Regions from separate parts of the Homo sapiens genome. Here region 2 is linked to region 1. A link is an interaction called in ENCODE POLR2A ChIA-PET data of the cell type or tissue named here. Cell type or tissue: CD4-positive, alpha-beta T cell. All regions are shown on one strand. Region 1 overlaps SH3KBP1 (SH3 domain containing kinase binding protein 1). Region 2 overlaps SH3KBP1 (SH3 domain containing kinase binding protein 1).

Evidence for each region. ChIA-PET counts read pairs that join two places held together with the same protein. Peaks named below come from ENCODE experiments on the same cell type or tissue, not always from the same donor. Only the 100,000 strongest peaks of a DNase experiment are listed, where the experiment ranks them.
Region 2: POLR2A ChIA-PET joins it to region 1 with 12 read pairs; 5 of 35 experiments call an interaction of 5 or more read pairs at or near these places.

What each region holds. Positions count from the first base shown.
Region 1 is chrX:19,842,468-19,850,467 of GRCh38, forward strand. All of the region lies in intron 1 of SH3KBP1 (SH3 domain containing kinase binding protein 1), which reads right to left. Among named protein-coding and RNA genes, the nearest start is that of SH3KBP1, 41 kb to the right of the region's middle. In CD4-positive, alpha-beta T cell, no CTCF peak of the experiment used is centred here; a DNase peak (open chromatin) is centred at 4,664; H3K27ac peaks cover 680 bases.
Region 2 is chrX:19,679,633-19,687,632 of GRCh38, forward strand. It overlaps SH3KBP1 (SH3 domain containing kinase binding protein 1), which reads right to left. Exons shown (of 18, transcript NM_031892.3): 6 at 4,191-4,396. Among named protein-coding and RNA genes, the nearest start is that of MAP3K15, 170 kb to the left of the region's middle. In CD4-positive, alpha-beta T cell, no CTCF peak of the experiment used is centred here; DNase peaks (open chromatin) are centred at 3,199, 3,549 and 4,389; H3K27ac peaks cover 4,500 bases.

The DNA of each region.
Region 1 (8,000 bases):
GTGAGCTGAGATCATGCCACTGCACTCCAGCCTGGGTGACAGAGCAAGAATCCATCTCAAAAAAATAATAATATTAAAATTAAAAGTCTAAACAATATATATTTAAGAATTTATTATTGTAGATTGTCGGTCATTGAGGTGGTAGACTGTGTTTGTGCCCTAGCAGGAGAACACTCCCCATGCAGGGAGGGGAACTGTTTGGGGGAACTTCCCCTCCACCATGAGATAGTTTGATGGGACTGTCCATCAACATGCCCTGCCCTCTGCCAGCCAATGTATGACATAGGACCCAACTGTGATCAAAGCAATGTGACAAACACTGGAGACGGCTGGAGCAGATTCCCCCACCAGGGCTCTCAGAAGTGAGATCCCTGAAGCTGCCCAGTTGCCATCTTTCTCAGACCTGATCCTCTAGCTTCTCCTTCCACCCTATAAACTACCCCAATGCCTTCTGATAAATCCTTTTTGCTACCTTAGTTAAGGAAGAGTTGGTTTCTTTTACTTAAAACCAGAGAACCGTAACAGATACTCGTGCATCAACTTTTTTTTTTTTTTTTTTTTTTTTTTTGAGACGGAGTCTTGCTCTTGTCCCCTGGGCTGGAGTGCAATGGCGTGATCTCGGCTCACTGCAACCTCCACCTCCCAGGTTCAAGCAATTCTCTTGCCTCAGCCTCCCGAGTAGCTGGGATTACAGGCACCTGCCACAACGCCCAGCTAATTTTTGTATTTTTTAGTAGAGAAGGGGTTTCACCATGTTGGTCAGGCTGGTCTCGAACTCCTGACCTCAGGTGATCTACCCACCTCGGCCTCCCAAAGTGCTGGGATTGCAAGCGTGAGCCACCATGCCTGGCCATACATCAACTTTACATACACACAGACTCTTCTCTATGCAAGTCTGCACAAGGCCAAGTTCTTACCATCCAGTGCCCTCCCATTAGTGTCAGGGCTGAAGGGTTTGGGGGTCTGAATTTCCCAGGTCAAGGCCACAGATACTGTGGGGATCTCCGCGTACAATAAAGCTGACCTACATACCAGCCACGTTTTCCTTTTGGTGTCTTCACAAACACACCACTAAGGGACATCAACCCAACAAGCAGGTAATTCCCAAGACCTGCATCTTAAAAACTGAACATCAGCTTCCCCAACAAAGACAGGCTCAGAACACGGACCCCAGTGACAGACAGTCCCTGGGCCTGAACTCTCTCCCTGGGCAGGAGGCAGCACACCTGTGGCTGGATGGCCTCTGGCAGGATTCAACAATGTCTGTAGCAGGCCCAGTAGCAGCTCAAAGAATTGGGGAGCAGCAGGGAAAGCAGAAAAGAGATGAATCAAGAAAGAAGAGAAAAAACAAACCCGGCTGTGTGAGAGGAAAGAAAGGCCCACCATTGCCTGCCTCAGACACCATTAAGGATACTCTTGTCACTTGCTGCTTTCCACGAAGGCCCAAGGAACCTGAGCCTCCCAGCCCATCTCTCCTCTCTTGTCACCTCTAAGCATGAGGTGTAGGAGAAAGCCCAGCAGGCCTGGGAGCAAATTCCAGCTTAGACATTCACTGGCTGTGTGACATGGGGTGAGATTCCTAGCTCGAGCCCACTTTCTTTGTGTTTAAAATCAGAAGGTGATCTGTGGCAAGGGTGAGACGTGATATCTGTAAACTGTATACAGAAGCTGCTCCATTAATGCCAGATGCTAGTCTTGCAGGTCATTATCATGCTATGCTGTGAGGGCTTCCCCGACATGCCCTCCCTACACACACCCTGGAATGGGAGCTCTTAAAGGGCAGATCTGAGCACCCTCTCCTCCTCGTCTGGTGTCTGGCACAAAGTAGGTGCTCAATAAATGTTGGTGACTGAGTGCACCATACGACACCAGGAGTGTCCTTACAAAGTACTGACCTCGAACTATACCTTACCATTCAACTCAAAGAAATGCAGTTACAAATGTGAGCCTTGTTATTTAACTTGAAGGCTAGAGAAAGCTGATGATCAACATGACCAGTTGGCCACAAAACAAGTATACGCCACTAGTCCAGGCCTCTCAAGTTACTGTGATCAGTCTTGATTTCACTCTTACCTTCACCACAACCAATGCCTATATAGCAGAGGGGCATTCAATCAAAGATCAGAATGAAATGCAGGGCCTGGATGGGAAAGCATTCACAAGACCTGTGGGCCTTGAGTCCCCTACCACTTGCCTTCTGAAGCCTCTGCCTCACCAGGGGCTGTCCCTGGAACAAAACCTCAAGGAGCAAAAACAAAGGGTTATCAAACGCTTCCTGAAATTAACCCCTGCAAACCTAACACACAGCTCTTTTAAGAATATGCATTAGAGGCCGGGCGCAGTGGCTCATGCCTGTAATCCCAGCACTTTGGGAGGCCAAGATGGGCAGATCACAAGGTCAGCAGTTCAAGACCAGCCTGGCCAAGATGGTGAAACGCCGTCTCTACTAAAAATACAAAAAAATTAGCCGGGCGTGGTGGCGGGAGCCTGTAATCCCAGCTACTCGGGAGGCTAAGGCAGAGAATTGCTTCAACCCGGGAGGCAGAGGTTGCAGTGAGCCAAGACGGCACCACTGCACTCCAGCCTGGGCAACAGAGTGAGACTCCGTCTCAAAAAATAGAATATCCATTAGATAGACTGGATAAAAATAACTTGACCAGAAGAAGGCTTTTTAAGTGAAAAAGAAAGAATGGAGAAAGTGGGCAGGTGACTTTGCAGGTTAAAAAACAGGCCGGGCACGGTGGCTCAAGCCTGTAATCCCAGCACCTTGGGAGGCCGAGGTGGGCAGATCACGAGGTCAGGAGATTGAGACCATCCTGGCTAACACGGTGAATCCCTGTCTCTACTAAAAATACAAAAAAATAGCCGGGCGTGGTGGTGGGCACCTGTAGTCCCCGCTACTCGGGAGGCTGAGGCAGGAGAATGGCGTGAACCCAGGAGGCAGAGCTTGCAGTGAGCCGAGATCATGCCACTGCACTCCAGCCTGGGCGACACAGCAAGACTCCATCTCAAAAACAAACAGGCAGACAACAACAACAAAACCTAGTAAAAAATAAAGACAACAGGTTAAAGCTGGATAAGCCTGTGTAGAGAATGGTTCTATACAACAATCACGGAGGGGAAAAATCAGTGGAATCTTAGAAAACCATTTTTTTTTTCTTGAGATGGAGTCTTGCTCTGTTGCCCAGGCTGGAGTGCAGCGGTGCCATCTCAGCTCACTGCAACCTCCGCCTCCCAAGTTCAAGTGATTCTCCTACCTTGGCCTCCTGAGTAGCTGGGATTACAGGCATGTGCCACCATGCCCAGCTAATTTTTGTATTTTTAGTAGAACGGGGTTTCGCCATGTTGGCCAGGCTGGTCTAGAACTCCTGGCATCAAGTAATCCACCCACTTCAGCCTCCTAAAGTGCTGGAATTACAGGGGTGAGTCACCATGCCTGGCCCGATATTCTTATTTAGTTTTTAGAGCCTCCAATTAATTCCCATCATTCTACTTTTTTTCAGGTAGTGTTACATGGAATCTCAGAAAAACACATTTTTTAAATGGACTTAATTGTAGTCTCCTGAGCTACTAGGCACAACTGTTTATGAAGCAATATTCTTTTCTTGTTTTGAGTCAGTGTCTTGCTCTGTCGCCCAGGCTGGAGTGCAGTGGCACGATCTAGGCTCCCTGCAACCTCCACCTCCTGGGTTCAAACAATTCTCCTGCCTTGGCCTCCAGAGTACAGGCATGCACCACCACACCCAGCTAAATTTTTTTTTAAGTAGAGATGGGGTTTCATCATGTTGGCCAGGCTGGTCTCAAACTCCTAACCTCAAGTGATTGGCCAGCCTCAGCTTCCCAAAGTGCTGGGATTACGGGCATGAGCCACCACATCTGGCCAGAAAACCAATTTAATAAAAAGTCTGTTTAGTCAAAAAAGTTTAGCCACTTAAAGACATAACCTTTTTTTGTGCATGGAGAAGAAAGTATGCTGCTTTATATAAATATTTGACAGTGTTACATAATAAAATGGCTTGAGGATGAGTAGAGATTTTCCTGACTTTATAATGATAGCCTAGTTCTCAGATTCAAAAAAGACCCAAAGACAAGTGCCTGATTAGAAAGAGATCCCCTGTTTTTCTCAGTGAGAAGATCCAAAAGGTTGTGGGCTAACCTGAATATGTAAACCTCAAAACAGAAGAAGAAACAGTCAAGTGTCTGCTTATACTATGTATTAATGTAATTACAGATTATGTGAAATAAAATAATTAGAAAACATCGCTCCCCACCCCCCAACACCCTCTCATTTCATGAAACAATTTTATTATGGATAAGGTATCTGAAGGATTTGCTCCAACTATTTTATTCAAAATAAATTCATAGAGCCTTTATGGTACAGGATACTTTGTAAGGACTATCATGGAAAGCAACTCTTGCTTGTCTTGAGGATAGGATAGTAAGGGGGCAGGTTGGCTTTATATTTGGACATGTTGTATGAAAGAAGAAAAGCAAAAGCCTTCCTGTTGATTTCAGTGTGGCTAAGCTGAATCAGCTGTAAGAGGCAGGGACCAAGTCAAAAGGAGGGAAGAACGATTCCACAGAAAAATGTGGTTGGTCAGCATGGTTGGGGGTGGGCAAGGGCTGAGTCACTCACTGCATGGCCTTCTGTTAAGAAACATACTTTCTCATAAGAGAGATAGCAGACAGTGAGGTAACGTGAGAGGAAACCACAGTGAATCCTCACTGCTTTCTCCCCGGCAGATTTAATGTCCCATCTCAGGCTTCATTTATACTCCCAGGTGTAGTAATCCTGCTACCGCGAGCCCCTAGAAGGCAAAAGGGACATGTAAAACAGAAGCTGATGGGCCTCCTGAAAGAAAAGTCATATTGCCCAATGCATCTTCCTCCCTCAAGTGCTTGGCTGAGTGCTTGGCCCCGTCAGGCACTCAAGAAATGCTTGTTGTCGAGGGGCAAGAAACTTGCAAGGATGATTTTGACAAGAAGCTGAGAATCTGAGATGAGATCTGAGACAAATGTACAGGGATAAAAGCAGAAGATAACAGCAAAATAACAGCTCTTCAAAGCAGTCTAGAATTTCAAACTGTCATAAGTATAACTACTTTAGGCTCCCAGACATCTAATCTGGAGATACCATCTAGCATATCTGCAACACCATAATGTGCAGGTTATTAGGGAGGGTGCATTTCACGGTTTCATCCTAAGTTTCACCAATGATGTCACATAGTAATTGGGAGTCTATCAAGACAGTAACTACCAACGTTTGTAAGTCATTTGAGTTGGTACTTTTTAATATTGAACAATAATTTGAACTAAAAAGTTGCTAGTCAAGTATCTACTTCACAAATGTTTTCTTAATCAACTACATTGTAAATACTTTATTGCAGCATCAGGAAGCCACTGAGTAAGTATGTGTCTATATAGAGTAACACAAAAAAGAAGTGAAGTTAAAACCCAACATTTGCTTTCCTTTGAAGGTTATAGCTTAAAGTTCGAAAAAGAGAATAAAACCTAAATAAACTGGATTGGGTTTAAAATTTTTGAAACCTTTCCCAAAATTGAAATATGAGTTAGTGAAAATAAGTAAATAAAATTAAAAAGATCAACAGCCTCACACCAAAAGACTCCTAAGAATAATGATCTATGAAGAGCAATGTATACATTTTTTTCTGAAATAATCACATTCAGTCTCCAAATACCGTTTTTCACAAAAAGAAAGCCAGCTACCCTTAGATAAATGGCTGATTTCATTTCTGGGGCAGGAAAGGTGATAAGCCTGGGCCATCTTGTCACACCAAGAAAGCAAGGAGGCCAGCAAACACTACTAGGGTCATGTCAAAACAACTCAGAAGTGAACCTGAAGAGGCTCCCACTGGCCACAAATGGGGCAACATGAGCATGATTAACAATAACTGCCTTGAAACAGCATTGAAAGTGCACTGAAATAATAACTGCATTAGTAACAATAACTGGATTGAAAGACATCAAATTAATTTGATGTCTCATATGTTATGTGATATATCTTTCACAGTGATACTTTTAAAACATCATTGGCCACCTTTGGAAGATGCTAGGGAGCCAACTCATTGTTTTGAAACTGGTAAATTTAAAAAAAGAATCAAACATTTGTCCTGCCTTTCCTATATGAATTCAAGATAACCAAATGGTTGATGAGAAATTTCTCTGTATAGGAATATTCTGGCTAATAAAATGAAGAAGGAATGAGAGAATTGGACAATCAACGTTTTGCAACCTCTAATGCAATCAAGAACCTGAGCAATGGTCACTAGCAGCTGTGGATATTGATTGATTGATTGATTGATTGAGACAGGGTCTCACTCTGTCACCTGGGCTGGAGTGCAGTGCCATTGTCATGGCTCACTAGAGCCTGGAACTCCTGGGCTCAAATGATCCTCCTGCCTCATCCTCTCAAATAGATGGGATTACAGGTGCGAGCCACTGTATCCAGCTTTTTTTTTTAATTTCTTTTAAATTTCATGGCTTATTTTTTAAAGTTTTTGTTCAGAGATGAGAGTCTCACTATGTTGCTCAGGCTGGTCTCGAACTCTTGGGCTCAAATGATCCTCTGGCATCAGTGTCCCAAACTGGTGGGATTACAGGCATGAGCCACCGTGCCTGGCCAGCTGTGGACATTACAAAAAGAGAGACAACCAGGCATCTGGAGCCTCATGATGGAAGTGTGTGTCACCGCTGGCAAAATATTCTTGCCAACAAACGGAACCTGAATCAGATCAAGCCTCTGGATTTACCACCAGTTTACAGGGGATACAGAACGTCCGAAAATATGTTAAATGGCACTCTAAGGAGGCAATCTGCAAAATCCAGGCTGTAGGACTGTAGGCAAATGACTTAGTTTCTTCAACAACAACAAAAGCAAGGAAAAAGAGATGGCAGAACCTAGATTACAACAGACTCAGAGGCCAGGTGCGGTAGCTCACACCTGTAATCCCAGCACTTCGGGAGGCTGAGGTGGACGGATCACTTGAGGTCAGGAGTTCAAGACCAGCCTGGCCAACATGGTAAAACCCCGTCTCCGCAAAAAATACAAAAATTAGCTAGGCGTGGTGGCACGTGCCTGTAATCCCAGCTACTTAGGCGGCTGAGGCAGGAGAGTCACTTGAACCCAGAAAGTGGAAGTTGCAGCAGTTGCAGTGAGCTGAGACTGCCACTGCACTCCAGCCTGGGTAGCAGAGTGAAAAAAAAAAAAAAAAAAACAGACTCAGAGACAACCAACCAGTTAGAAAGTACAGACCTTCCAAATCGTGATTCAAACAAACACCTTTTAAAATATTTAAACTACATGTAAAAATTGGATATTTGAACTTAAATGTCTGATGATAAGGAAACACTGTTAGTTGCTGTATGTGTAAAAATGATTGTGATTATGGTTTTGAAAAGAGTCCTTATCTTTACAAAATATATGCTGAAACACTTCCGGATTGTTAAAATGCTCTACATGTGCAAGTAGAAGAATAATGTCCTACACTGAACTGAAAACATGCAAATCTTTATGCTGGCGTAACTCTAGCTGGTGTAATCACTATTTCACAAATGATTCAGCTGACCATGCTGGGCATAGCAATGCACCTGGAAAGGAAGATGGGGGTTTTAAAGGCAACAAAATATTAAATGTGTGTATTGTATACATATGTATGTTTCAATATTTGAATTTGTTATAAAGGGTACTGGGCATCTATAATTTTTTTTTCTTTTAGAGACAGAGTCTTGCTCTGTCTCCCAGGCTGGAGTGCAGAGGTGCGATCTCAGCTCACTGCAACCTCTGCCCCTGGGTTCAAGTGATTCTCATGTCTCAGCCTACTGCATAGCTAGGATTACAGGCACGCGCCACCATGCCTGGCTAATTTTTGTATTTTTAGTAGAGACGGGGTTTTACCATGTTGGCCAGGCTGGTCCCGAACTCCTGAACTCAAGTGATCTGCCCGCCTCGACCTCCCAAAGTGCTGGGATATATAAGCTAC
Region 2 (8,000 bases), 160 kb before region 1:
TTATCAAGGGAAATTTCCAACATACACAAAAATAGAGTGTGATGAACCCCCATGTATACACCATCCAGTTTCAACAAATACCAACTCATGATCAATGTCTCCTCTATGCCCCACTCTTTCATCTTCTGGACTATAGGAAGCAAGTCCCAGACATTAAATCAACTCAGCTGTAAATATTTCAGTTAAATGGTACATTCAGCAAATCATTCGGAGACATATCCACTTGGTGGTATTTAAAAGATTCATAAACGGAATCCTTCCTTATAGCCTGATAAGAGAAACAAGAATACCTACATGAACTATTTATCTATTCACAGTTGGTGGAGGGATGTTATACAATATCTCTCCTGGTGTATAATCTAATCATTAACTCTGGGTAGGGTAATATAGATTAAAATATAAGATAAGCACAAGATTATCTACTGACTCAGACAAGTGGATCTTAATATTTCACAAACTTGGCCAGGTATGGTGGCTCAAACCTGTAATCCCAGCACTTTGGGAGGCCAAGGTGGGCGGATCACTTGAGGTCAGGAGTTCAAGACCAGCCTGGTCAACGTGGTGAAACCCCGTCTCTACTAAAAATACAAAAAAAAATTAAGCTGGGTGTGGTGGTGTGCACCTGTAATCCCAGCTACTTAGGAGACTGAGGCATGAGAATCACTTGAACCTGGGAGGCAGAGGTTGCTGTGAGCCAAGATTGTGCCACTGCACTCCAGCCTAGGCAACAGAGCAAGACTCTTGTTTCAAAAAAAAAAAAAAAAAAAAAACTTCACAAACCTGAACGAAAAGTATAATATGATGCTCACAGCTGTTAATAATGGTCAGATTCCCTTTTTCCCTCATCCAAGTTATCAAGCCAGACATTTCAGAAGGCCAACTGTCGCAGCCTGAGCAGACCTACTTGAGCCTCACCTACTGAATGCTATCACGCAAGATCCAATTTACACTTCTAAAAATGAAAACAGTGAGCTCAATTCTCAAAGGAAGCTTTCTTCCTTAGACATAAATCTTAGACACATAACCATCTCAAAAGTGATGAAAACCAGGTTGTATGCTAATAAAACAGAATCACACTTATCGGCTTTTGTGCCAGGTTGTACAATAACATGATAGATCCATAAATCTATGCAACTATCCATGGCGCCAACAACATGGGGTGGAGATAGTTTCAAATCCTCTTAGATGTTGTAAAAATTGTCCACACCCAGAAAGCAGGCTAGGAAGTTTATGTTTTCCCCAGAGGCTCCACATGAGAAATGGGTTTAGGGAGCTTCCAGCACATGGTTTCATTCTGCAGACAAATCAGGAATCAAGATGCATACACGAATGCGTACACACACACAAATGTCAAATATCCCTATCTGAAATGCTTGGGACCAGAAGTGTTTTGGATTTCAGATTTTTTTTTTTCTTTTTGCATTGTGGAGTATCAGCAGAATGCATCCAGGTTGAGCATCCCTAATCCAAAAATCCGAAATCCAAAATGCTCCGATGAACATTTACTTTGAGAATCATATTGGTGCCCAATAAGTTTCGATTTTGTAGCATTTTGGATTTTGGATTAGGGATGTTCAACGCACTTGCGCACACACATATATGTGTCTGATGAAGTTAACACTTCATGGCACCAATATCAATGCAATAAATGAACTATCTGCTTCACAGAGGTGCAGTGAACTATACAATTGATATATTTTCAACTACACAAGTGCTATATTATCTCACCCAATACTCTCATTCTAGAGATGTCTGTAATCTCTAAAGTGCAGCATTTATATTTTAATATTATTCATTCAACAATATTTATTGAGCACCTACAATGTGCCATGCACTGTTCTAAGCACATAGAATAGATTAGCAAACAAAATAAGTGACATATATAACAAAAATAAATCTGTTAGAAGATGGTATGTGCCACAGAGAACAAAATATTTAGTACCAGGAAGGGGGATGGGGTGAGGTTTCTGCTAAGATAGCAGGGAGGAAAGGGAGGCAGCCAAGTGGGCAGGTAGATGCAGAGTGGCCCAGGCTGAGGAGACCATTGCAGCAAATGCCCCCTGTAGGAGTGTGCATGGCATGTCTGAGGAAGAGCAAGGACCCAGAACGAAGAAAGTGAAGGGAGAGCAGTGGGGGAGGAAGTCCCAGCAGTAACGAGGGTCGGGTCTCACTTTTTTTCTCAGGAAAGCCTTGGTAGGGGTGTGAGCAGATGAGTAGCATGATGTGACTTGGGTTTTCAAAGGTTCTCCCTGGCTTCGCTCTTAAGACTAAACTCCAGGGGGATGGGGAGAGGCAGAAATCCCTATTAAGGAGCAGTGGAAGTGATGAGACCTAGGTGGATGATGGACATATTTAGGAGGCAGAGCTGAGAGAAAGAGCCAGGGACAACCTGAGGGTTTCTGTCCTGAGCGATAGGAGTGGGAGATGGCGCTGCCTTCAACTGAGATGGGGAAAGCTGTGGGTAGAGCAGTTGGAGGAGGACGATGAGTTCAGGTTTAGGCAAACGGATATGAATTTAAGATCTTCAAGTGGAGATACTGAAGTAAGCAGGCAGTTGGACATACAGCTCTGAGGTTCAGGAAAGAAATGTGCTGAGATAAAAACTTTCAAGTATTATATTTGACATTGACATTGCTATCAACAGTAACTCAATTTATTATTGGCAGCTAAAACTAATATTAATAGCAATAATAAGAGTCATACACACACACACACACACACACACACACACACACACACACACACAGTCCTCCTACACAAAGAAGATAAAGGCCAGGAATCATAAAACAAACAAAAGGAATGAACTGTTTGCTGACTGAGTCAATGGTCGTTTTCACTTCAACCACTTGAATAAAAGAAGAAAAACTGCATCCAGTGTTCCTTTCCAAGATGGGGACTTGCTCTTTTGTAAATGTTCACAGGAATCTGAATGTGACCATATGCAACAGAAGTGAGCTCAAGAGCTGGGACACTAGTTTTCAGATCTTGAAAAATATCATATATTGATTGCTGAAAGGAACAATGCTGACTCAAAGAAACTTCAACATTGAAAAAAAAAGTTTAAATGAAACGGTTTTTAATTTCTAGGTATCTGCCCTTTCTGCCTGACTCATCTCTAGAGGGATTCAGTGTTCGAAAAGTTTCCTTTTCAGATTCTGCTTCTAATGCATGATGACACTGGGCAAGGTTGCTGAGGGCGGGTGGAGGGGTGGATGTCCTACAGCTGCAGAAGATGATGCAACCTTTAAAATGTTATCCCACCAAAAAAAAAAAAAAAGAAAGAAAAAAAAACAACAACACTTAAAAGCCACCCATAAACCTGAATTAGAGAGGTTGCCAATACCCCGTCCCCCAAATCTGCTGGCACAAATGTCAAAGCAAAAATTTCAGCACTAAATCGAATTAACAAACATGCCTTAAGCACAGCACGAGAGTAGCTTATTATAATTTGGAAAATTCCACAGTATTTATCAACTCCTAAGCAAGGCTACAATGCTCAGAAGTATACCACAGTAGACGTCATCGGCAGCCACAAGCGCGAGGGCTCTGGGTGTGTTGCTGTGGTAACCGCGTACTCAGCAGCAACATGCTGCCTGCCTCTCACTAGCCCAGAACCAGAGGCAGAAGGAAACAGCCAGCTTCCTGAAGGGAACAACCCAGGGAGTCACAGCACAGGCCATCTCCATCATTCACACCTGCGGGAGACTTCCTTTCAACAGTCTGAAATTATCTCCAACTAACTCTTAGAGAAAAGGTGCACAATTCCTTCACTCTAGTGCAGAACCACAGTCAGCACACCCAAGCACAAAGCACTAGAGAAATGTACAAGGAGCGGAGAGAGATTGGCCAGTGTCTGAAAAGTGTCAGGGTCATGCACTTAGGCGGGTCCAGGAATGAGGGGTTTTTCTGGGAAGCAGATAGAGAAGTACTGGTCCATTTCCAAAGTCATCCTGAGAAGCATTCCCTAGAGAGATCAGCAAGAAAGAAAGCAGCAAACTAGAGCATGAGCCTTTTGAGGGAAGTCGTTCCCACACAGAGGGAGAGCTAAAAAAGAAGACAGGACAAACAACTAGTACATGAGGACATGGAAACCCTAAAAGAGGAATTGGAAGCCTCCAGCACCAAACCCCACAACGTACTTTTGGATATTCCACATTAAGTTGAAATCAAATAGAAACTGTCGAACATACCTTTTCTACCGGCAGAAAGTCATTTTCTACTTCAATTGACCTTGGTCTTAGTTTGATTGGCTTGTCTTTGAAAATGTCTCCAAAGCCCACTCCCTTAACTTTCTTGGGCTGGATTGCTGCAGTTGCCACTGTCCCGTTGGCACCTTCAGACTTGGTGCTGCTTGAGTCACCCCCATCACTCTCGGAGCCTGTGGTTTCCCTTAAACCTGTCAAGAGTGGGGATGGGGAGAGAAAGAGCTCAGAAATCAGCCAGAGCCCTGAAGAAGAACTTCACAACCAGCCAGGAACCACCTCTAAAAGTGTGACTGGGCACAGGATAACTTGCACTAGGCTTTTGTATTCAGTATGTTGAGTAGTTTGACTGGCTCTGAGTTTTGTTTGATCTCCCCACCCCTTACTTTTAATTTTAAGATGTGAATCAAAACAACTTTTCAGAAAATCTAATTCCAAAGCAGATATCTTTGTACATGTGAAATTCACCCCTCTTTAGCCGGGAGCCTGGTTTTGATCCAAATTTGTTTTCCCATAGCCTGTGCAATAGCAACCCTTCCCACCCACCTTGTTGCCTCCCCACCCAGTCAGTACCACATACTGTACCTCCAATCTCTATGACTCATGTCAATTAGCAATTAGCAATGAAAGTAACATTTCCTAAAGGGAAACTGTAAAGCTAAAAGCCATTTAAACAAATGAGCAATTAAAGAAACCACACAAAATTATAACTGCCAAAGAATTCAATCTTTTTGGATGGCTTCACAAGGAATAAATGCATGCAGACATGTTTCTCTAGGAAAGCATTAAACCAAACTTGACATTAAGACGGTTTCACTAGCAAGACGATCATGTTTGTTAAAGAGGGAAAGGAAGCCGTCCTCCCAGAGGCCAGAATCCCCCAAACCTACAGCCCTTCTTCTCTCCTTTAAACACCAGTGTTTTCCCAAAGCTGAATCCCTTTCCAAAGAAGAACACTGGGGACATGACACTCTTCCTTTGATCTTCTGTGGCATGTGTTTGGAAGTCATAAAATAGTTATTAGCAAGACAACATGGACACTTACCTCCCCAGATTCTTTTTTCCCAAGGCTCTGCCCACAATCATGTTCCTAAAAGGAAGAGCCTATTTGTGTCTAGTTAATTTCTGGGTGTATTCTTCCTTTGATGGTCAGTATATCAATTATGCCATCAAAGGGCAGGATTCAAAGAATATTTTATGGAATACTAAACTCTGTCATTAACCTGTCTCTGAAAGCCTCTAGATGTGTAGAATAGCTCCTGAACATTTACTACATAACTCCTGATCATAACCATGCCCTTGAAATGAAAGTACGCCATCAAATGTTGTTCTCTATTAGCCAATTGTGCATTATCTTCCTACAGGTAAGGTGGCCTCCTAGTCCATAAGAATGATACACCAAATACTTGCTCACATAAAATCTCATAAAATGTGGAAGTCATTCAAATAAGGAAGTCTCAGTGCAGGAAGAAACTGTTAAATGAAAACAGACAAAATATAGAAAGGTCATTATAAACTGCTAACACGTTTCAGAATCAAATCCTTAAAACAATGGTTTTGTTTGTTGTTGTTGTCATTTTCCATAAAATGGTATTTTTAAGCCAAAAGGGTGGGGGAGGAGGAAGGTCCCCAGTGTACATTTTAATTAACTGAAAACCAGCATTTGTGAGCAAAAACACAGGACCGAATGGGGAACAGCCCACAACAAGGGGGTCGGCTGCAATTCACAGGAAGGATTAGAGTGTGTAAACATCAAGAACCCTCCCCCATTAGCTATCCATCTATCCATTTGTGTGTTTATCTGTTCATTGTTTTTGCAAATATCCCTGCTGGAGATATAATTTTGGAGTCTAAATATTGTGTCATTTCCCCCTTAACATGTTCTCATTTTGCCGTATGGATTCTTTCTATGTGATAAATGACTTGTATATTCCTTTCTGGCTTGGAAAGAGCCATTCAAGGGTGAAATAAAGAAACCATTAGTGGAAAGAAACCATCACCACTCCCCTCCCTCAGCACGCTCCCCTCATCACCACCAGAAGGCAGCAGGGCAAACAGATTAGGGCAAGTCTATTTTAGTTTTTCAAAGAGAAGAATTTCAAGGGTTCTTCTATCATTCACCATTAGCTAGAACCATAATATTTTCAGCCACTGCCATCCTCATTTCACTGAGCTTCTGGTTTTTGGGATTTACTGTCTTCTGGGCTCATCTTAATATGTTTATACTAATCACCGTGAGAAATACTCTACGTTACACAGAGAGAGGTTGCACAGTCATTCAACCACACAAGCATGGCCCGGGAAGGAAACACACAGCAGATTTTTCTTCCAGAACTTCTGGCAGGCTGGTTCTATCACTTTTAAGTGTATAAATTAAATATCTAACTATCTGTGTTGGTAAAATAATTCAAAATCTAGTTCCTTCCCTTTAGAGGGAAAGAAAGGTGACTTTTCATTTTCATGTTCATTTAGTGATATATCTTTTAGTGACTCGTGCCCATCATGCACATTATCCCATAAAATGTCCCCATGTCAGGCCCAGAATGCCAGGTTACACTCTTGGGTGGTGCAACCCAGAGTGTGGACTGTGGACGGGGGCTGGTTCATGAAGGGCTCATTACAGGTAGGCAGTGGTGAGAGAACTACAGAAAGTGTGGTGTCTGGGGCGATGCTTTAGTGTTTTAACAGTGTGCACTGGTGTAACTTCCAGACATGTGGCTGGTGGTGGAGTCATCTAAATGACCAGGGCACAGAGCAATCTAGGTGCTGTCAAAACTCCCACGGTGAGGCACAGGCGGCACCCTGCATGTGTAGTGAGGTCATGTGCAGTAGGGCCATGCATCTTCCCATGGTGGAGTGGCAAGGAAAAAAAACTTGACCCCAGTTTGTGAAGCATGGCTCTGGTGTTCATGTTTCAACGTTCTCTCTCATCATATCCATACACGTAGGTATGTATGCATATGTGTATATGCACACAAAGGTGGATGCTTTTCCTTCAAGGTGAAAAAAAAGAACAAAGCCTCCTCAGTTTTGTTTCTGAGAGTCCTTTAACTGTCCAATTTTGTGGAATGTACCCAGTCTTCCAGCATTGATCAGTTGAGATCCATGAGATATTTTTATCTATTTTTAATTTAACACTCACATGGATGGAGCTCACTGTGTGGCAAGAACTGTTCTAAGGGCATCTCATTCATCTCCTTCCCCTCAACTTTTGGCAGCCTTATTTCACAACACAAAAGGCTACACATTGGTCCTGCCAAAAAAAGTCTGCCATGTGGTGATTGGCTGAGTGAGCAAAGCAAAATGCCATTTCTGGCATGGACTTTCATGCCAAATTCTTACTTCTTTGAACCACACAATGACAAAATGGTTTATTGGTTTCCAGTGACCCACTCAGAGAAAGCAATAACCATGAGAGGTTGACATCTCTGCAGGAAGCCATCTTACACCACCCCAGAAGCCCAGAGAAACTGGTACAAATACATATGCCACGACAAATGCTACTGCTCCTTTGTTTGCACGTATGGCTCATGCACGCATATCACATACATGATAGAGGCAGAAAGCAAACAAAAGCGCCAGGGGCTGGTGCTGGGAATGCTTCTTAGCACACACCAAGGAGATGGCACTTACTTAGACAAATAAGTCCATGTCCTTGGATCAGAAATTCACACAGACACTTGGCATAAGCATGAGCAGCTCAGGAAAGGGCAGCTGCATCAAAAAACACAAGTACCCAGATCTTATCTTTACAATTGCCTTCTGCTGTTAAGGTCACTCACTGTAATAGCGTCTGTG